Linked DNA regions of Mus musculus: region 1 is linked to region 2. Evidence: chromatin contacts called from ENCODE POLR2A ChIA-PET data. All regions are on one chromosome and are shown on one strand. The core of a region is the stretch at or near the end of the contact, and the rest is flanking DNA. Distances in the headings are between cores, read along the strand shown. Region 1 holds the start of 4930547E08Rik (RIKEN cDNA 4930547E08 gene). Region 2 holds the start of Nat10 (N-acetyltransferase 10).

What was found. ChIA-PET counts read pairs that join two places held with the same protein, here RNA polymerase II (POLR2A).
Region 1: POLR2A ChIA-PET joins it to region 2 with 14 read pairs in embryonic stem cell. The contact joins the promoter of 4930547E08Rik here to the promoter of Nat10 in region 2. POLR2A ChIA-PET finds 5 or more read pairs at or near these places in 4 of 5 experiments (Patski and embryonic stem cell).

Annotation. Positions count from the first base shown.
Region 1 is chr2:103,808,991-103,811,931 of GRCm38, reverse strand. 4930547E08Rik (RIKEN cDNA 4930547E08 gene) reads left to right here and starts at 1,310. Exons shown (of 4, transcript NR_040514.1): 1 at 1,310-1,459.
Region 2 is chr2:103,759,654-103,762,690 of GRCm38, reverse strand. Nat10 (N-acetyltransferase 10) reads left to right here and starts at 1,421. Exons shown (of 29, transcript NM_153126.3): 1 at 1,421-1,642.

The DNA.
Region 1 (2,941 bases), core at 61-2,560, 49 kb before region 2:
CTCTGCAGTTAAGAGAGTTTGCTGCTCTTCCAGAGGATCTAGGTTTGATTCCCAAAATCCATATACTAGTTCCCACCACCTACTGTAATTCCAGGTCCAGAGGATCTTCCTCTGGATGCTACAGGCACCAGGCAAGCACACAGAACACAGGCAGTTACACACATAAAAAAACAAAAACACGAAAACCAAAAAGTAAATATTCCCTGTTGGAGAATGGCTCATTAGTCATTAAGGAAGACCTGATGGCTTTTTTTTTTTTTTTTTTTTTTTTTTTTTTTTTTGTGGCGCCACCTAGGCCCTCACCTGAGTCAAGACGGAGCTGCGTATCTCCTTCCCTGCCACTGGCTGTCAGAGACCCAATGAAGTGGATGGTGAACACAGATTTCATACTTTCTGAGAAGTGCATGGTCACAGAAGTAGCTGCCGGTACTCTGGTGAAGAGTGGAAGGGTTGTGTAGTTGGAATCTGTGGTAGGGACAACAAAAAACTTTCCCATGAAGCAAGGCATCTTGGTCCACATCATAGTGTACCTGCTGTTGAGTAAGAGGAGTTCTTGTTAGAGACTAACCAGAACTGGAGAGAGGAAGTGCAAATCTATTCAGGAATGTGTTACAGATGCCAACCTCAGTGTTCTTAATTGGTTTATTGGGGATAAAAGGAGAAATATATTCTCTGAGTGACAGGTGTTACTGTGCCTCAGCAGTTAGGGCCCAGAAGAGCTAGTAGAATCCAAAAACATTTCATTCCCTCTAAAAGGGATGATGTCCTTACCTGGGTGTGGTGGTGCTTGCCTTTAATTCCAGCACCCAGGAGGCAGAGATAGACGAGATGATCTCTGCGTTCAAAACCCGCCTGGTCCATCCTGGTCTACAGAGTTCTAAGACATCCAGGATCACAGAAAAACCATGCCTTGAAGGAAAAAAAAAATGATGTCTGCCAATATGTCCTCAGAAAGCCCTTAAAAAGAAAAGAAGCCCAGAACCAAAGCACCCAAGACTCATCATCTTGTCAATCCACATACTCTGTAACACAAACACCAACTTGTTGTGTAGGGGGCGGGGCCGATGCTAAGGGCCTGGTCTCCAATTGGTTCATTTTTGTTGTTGTTTGTTTGTTTGCTTGTTTGTTTCGAGACAGGGTTTCTCTGTATAGCTCTGGCTGTCCTGGAACTCACTTTGTAAACCAGGCTGGCCTCAGAAATCCTCCTGCCTCTGCCTCCCAAGTTCCAATTGGTTCTTGATCTGTCAGTAAGGAAATCCATGGGCCAATTGCTGGGCGGAAAAGAGAGGTGGGATTTCCGGTCCCAGAAGACAGACCAGTCATAAGGGAGGAGAACAAAGTTCAACAAGCTTTGGAAAGAAGAGAATCGGGCAACCACGTGAGATCTCAAAGTGGAGTGGCTACACAGACCACTCCTACAGGCTGTTGGTCTGGGGAGTTTAGTAATTGTGCCAAGAAGGCAAGTTGAAAAGGAAGTACTGTGTGTGTGTTTTATCTGCGGATTCAAGGGAAGCTGGTACTGGGCTGGTTGTGCGGTCACTTCCCGGAGCTAAAGGCAGGTAGAGCTTAAAAATGACCTACACTCCTATACTTCATCTACAAATTGGGATCCCTAGTATTCTCTCTGGGATTCAATTAATTTGCCAAAAATGGTTCACTGAAAATCAGGTAAACATTTTGAACTCTGATAGAGGATATAGTGAAGGATTCACGTAAACACCCAGACAAAAAGATTATCAAATTAATTCAAAGGATCACACGCTGCCAGAGGAGAGGGACTCAGAGAATCACAAAGGTCTTAGGGTTCTGTGAAAATACAAATATCAAAGACCCAGTATCAGACCTGGGCAGTGGTGGTGCATGCCTTTGATCCCAGCACTTAGCACTTAGGAGTCAAAGGCAGGTAGATCTCTGTGATTTTGAGGCCAGCTTTGTCTATAAAATGAGTTCTGGGACAACCAAAGTTACACAGAGAAACTCTGTCTCAAAAAGCCAAAGTCAGCCAACCAACAAACCAACCAAACAAGCAAAGGACCCAATAGCACTCTGGCCCTGCGGTGGTGGCCCATGCCTTTAATCCCAGCACTTGAGAGGCAGAGGCAGGCGGATTTCTCAGTTCGAGGCCAGCCTGGTCTACAAATGTGAGTTCCAGGACAGCCAGGGCTATACAGTGAAACCCTGTCTCAAAAACAAACAAAAACAAACCAAACAAACAAACAAAAAAAAGAATCTCTCTGGACCCTCGGCAGTTCAACAGGGAGCAGGAAGAAGAGCTAATATGTGTTTACAACCTCACACTCACATAACCCTTTCCTCCTGAGAGCTGGTTGTTAAACTTGCCCTATGGTTGCCTTGGTATATTTCTAGACTTATAGTCTGGGAAAGATAAAACCCTCAAGTTTTGGAAGTTAATAAAATCCTGTCATGTTAGATGTTGATAGCACAAAATGCCCATGGTCAGAGACTAAAAACCAAACAACAACAACAACAACAAAACAAACAAACAAACTCCCCATCCATCCCCAAAACATGGGCTTGTTTCTGCGTGCTGCAAAGGAAAAGGAAAGTGAAGGTTCTAGATCTGTGCGAGGCTGCATATCAACCTCCTTGAATGCAGGTTTCAAAAACTGGGGAGCCTCAAGAGATGGCTCGTCGTTAGTTAAAAGTACTTTGTACTTTTTACTCTTTGTACTTTTTACTCTTGCAGAGAATGAGATTTCAGTTCCCAGTGCCCAAGTCTGGCATCTTGTAACCAACTCTAACTCTAGCTCTGATGTCCTCTTCTGGTCATCATTGGCACACACAGACACACACACACACAGAGACACAGACACACACACAGAGAGAGAGAGAGACAGAGAGAGAGAGAGAGAGAGAGAGAGAGAGAGAGAGAGAGAATAAATCTTTAAAATATTGAAGTCTAGGCCAGTAAGATTGTTCA
Region 2 (3,037 bases), core at 172-2,671:
CCTCAAATTCAAAAGTCACACTAAAGTGCTTGAATATTAAATGGCCAGTGAAATGGCTCTGCAGCTATCATCACTTGAAGTCAACCCAGACCAGAGTTTTGACTCCTGGGACAAAGGTGGAGGAAGAGAATTGTCTCCAAAACCCTCTAAACCTGCAGGTGTGCAGTTCCATTCCCATACCCATCTTCTCAAGCACATTTGATATTCTACACTGAGAATATTCTACATCAACTATTTTCAGTCCAACTACTTGATAGGGGCAGTTGGCAGTAAGTTGGAAGCTGTCTTTGTTGTCTTTATATTCTTCAGTAAAATCACATGCTTCCACAGCATAGACAGCTCAGCCATCTAGCACTGGCTACCCTTCCCCTGCCCTACTACTTTATCATTCTAAATCTTGACTATCTTATGGCAGTTGCCCCCGTTTGCATCCTGACCTGGTGGTTTCAGATTTTGCAGTGACTAAGGTAATCATAGCCATCATCTCTGTTCCCAAAATTCCAGTTTTTTGTTTTCATTACAACGGAAATACCATATCTGGGCTACTTAAGCAGAATCGACTAGCCTTATTTGCCCATTTTTGTCCTCTTCCTATATTGGTTCCTTTAAAAAAAAAAAAGTCGAGTACTCACAAGGGTCATTATTTCTAAGTTTTGTGTTTTGCTTGTGTCACCACCACCTTATAGGACTTGTCTGCCCATTATAACAAAGTACTGGTAGTTTTATTTTCTTAAGTGCATTTAGAACCTTAGTATTAAGTCTAGGGCTGTATTGGTGACTTAAAACAATATGGCTAGGCATCATGAAGTCTTTAAAGTCCATTGAAATTTAGATTGATATTGAAGTTGGTGCGTAAATTTGGGGAAGGAATTCGTTTTAGATAACAGAACTTGTGCCCAAAAATATAGGATAAACCGATTTCACGTGGCTCATGCTAAAAGGAAAGCAGACATACTTACGGGTATCCTTGTGGATGTGGTTGGATGAGCTTTGAGACCCAATGTTGGGCTTTTAGTACACTTGGCATGAGTAAGAAAAGCCTGCAGAGTACCGCGGCCACGATCGTTGGTACAAAGTCTACAGACATTCTCAGACTGCTGCCGGATGGAGGTTCAAGTAAGATGAATTAAACAATTACTGGGCTAGTTTCATATAAAAGTAGGGAGGTCGATAAAACAACACCTACGCTAGCAACAGCTATTGCCTTGTACAACCCTGCTATAGAGGTTTTTTTCAACATAGCAACAGTGGACGAGTTCCTGTACCAGTGGCAACGGCAAATGCGAGACACCCGGATATCTAAACGATTACTTCCGCCTGTCATAGCCAGGTTACCCGCAGCAAATGGCGAAATGGCGGCCGGGAGTTAGTGCGCAAGCGTAGCGGAGATCCGCGGCGTGTTCTTACGTCATCACTAAGCGTCGAAGCCATGGAAGGTCCCATAGCTGTAGTGGTCCCCTCCCTTCTGAGCACTTGCCCACGTGCTGTCTGCCACTTAAGCGGATTCACGTGCAGCGGCGGCCCCGGCGTAGCTCAGCTGTGTAGAATTTTCTCCAGCAGATTGGTCAGCCTGGGTAGCAACTCGGTGTCTTCACGTGCTTCCGTTGTGCAGCTGCCTGGTGTCGGCCGGAGCAGGGCGCAGGTACTCTTTGCAAGGGACTGGGTCGGATGTTGAGATGTGCGTTTGGGTCTTTCACTGGCCGGTAGGGCTGGCTCGAGTACGGAAGCTTCTGTACCGGCTGGTGCCTGTATCTTCGGACTCTTCGCCTGGACTGCCCTACAGACAGACGTTCCTGGTCCGGGATACTCTGACATGCGGGGCTGGCTTCTCGAGCGCTTTCCGGGAGTGTGGCTCCTTCCCACACTCGGGCTTCTTCTCTCTCTTTGAGAGAATGGGTTGGTGTCAAAACTATTTTCTGAGAAACTCGGCTCCTCGTAGCAGTGGTAGGCTTTGAACTAACGCGGTTTAGTCCCAGATATTCTGCTCTTAAATACTGCAGTATGCCAGTTTATTTGCACTATTTAGCTGTCTCAGTCAGGACATTTGACAGTGCACCTCGTGATGCTTAGTACCCGGTGCTGTGTGTACAAGAATGGATACAGCCGAATGAAAATGACTTGTCGATCAGGTTGTGGTGGCGTATACCGTTAATTCCAGCGCTTGGAAGGTGGAGCCTGGAGTATTTTTTGGAGCTCGAGGCCAGTCTGGTCTGCATAGTGAGACTGTTTGAAAAAACAAAACAAAGCAAACAACAACAACAACAAAACCCAATACGATTCATCTTATTTTCTCTTTCCAATAATGCTTTCCTTATGTATTAAACGTTTCTTGGAACCAGTAATTTTAGATCGTTATCAGATCCCTCACTCTGGCCATTAATTTTACATTAGTTTTGTGTGTAGTTGTATTTCATCTACTTTTAAAAGTACTTTTTAGAATTAAAGCTTGTACTCAGGGGCCTTACCTGTTAATTCTAAGACTCTCCTATTATAACAAAAAATAAGACTCCCCCCCCCCCCCCCCCCCAAGACAGGGTTTCTCTGTATAGCCCTGGCTGTCCTGGAACTCACTCTGTAGACCAGTCTGGCCTCTAACTCAGAAATCCGCCTGCTTCTGCCTCCCAAGTGCTGGGATTAAAGGCGTGGGCCACCACTGCCTGACAAGATAAGACTTTTAACAATTAAGCTGGACTCGTTAACATTAGGTACCCATTCATTTTTTGTAGGTGTTTATGTGGCTGGCAACATAAAGCTTACAAACTGAGTTGCTTTGGACTTGGGTAGATCCCAGTGTAAAGTCTATTTGTTACATCAGTGCCTTGGGATACTAGATTTTTTTTTCTTTTAAGACTTATTTATTTATTATATCTAAACACACTGTAGTTGTCTTCTGACGCACCAGAAGAGGGTGTCAGATCTCATTAAGGATGGCTGTGAGCCACCATGTGGTTGCTGGGATTTGAACTCAGGACCTTAGGAAGAGCAGTCAGTGCTGAGCCATCTCTCCAGCCTGGGATACTAGATTTTTTTTTTACTG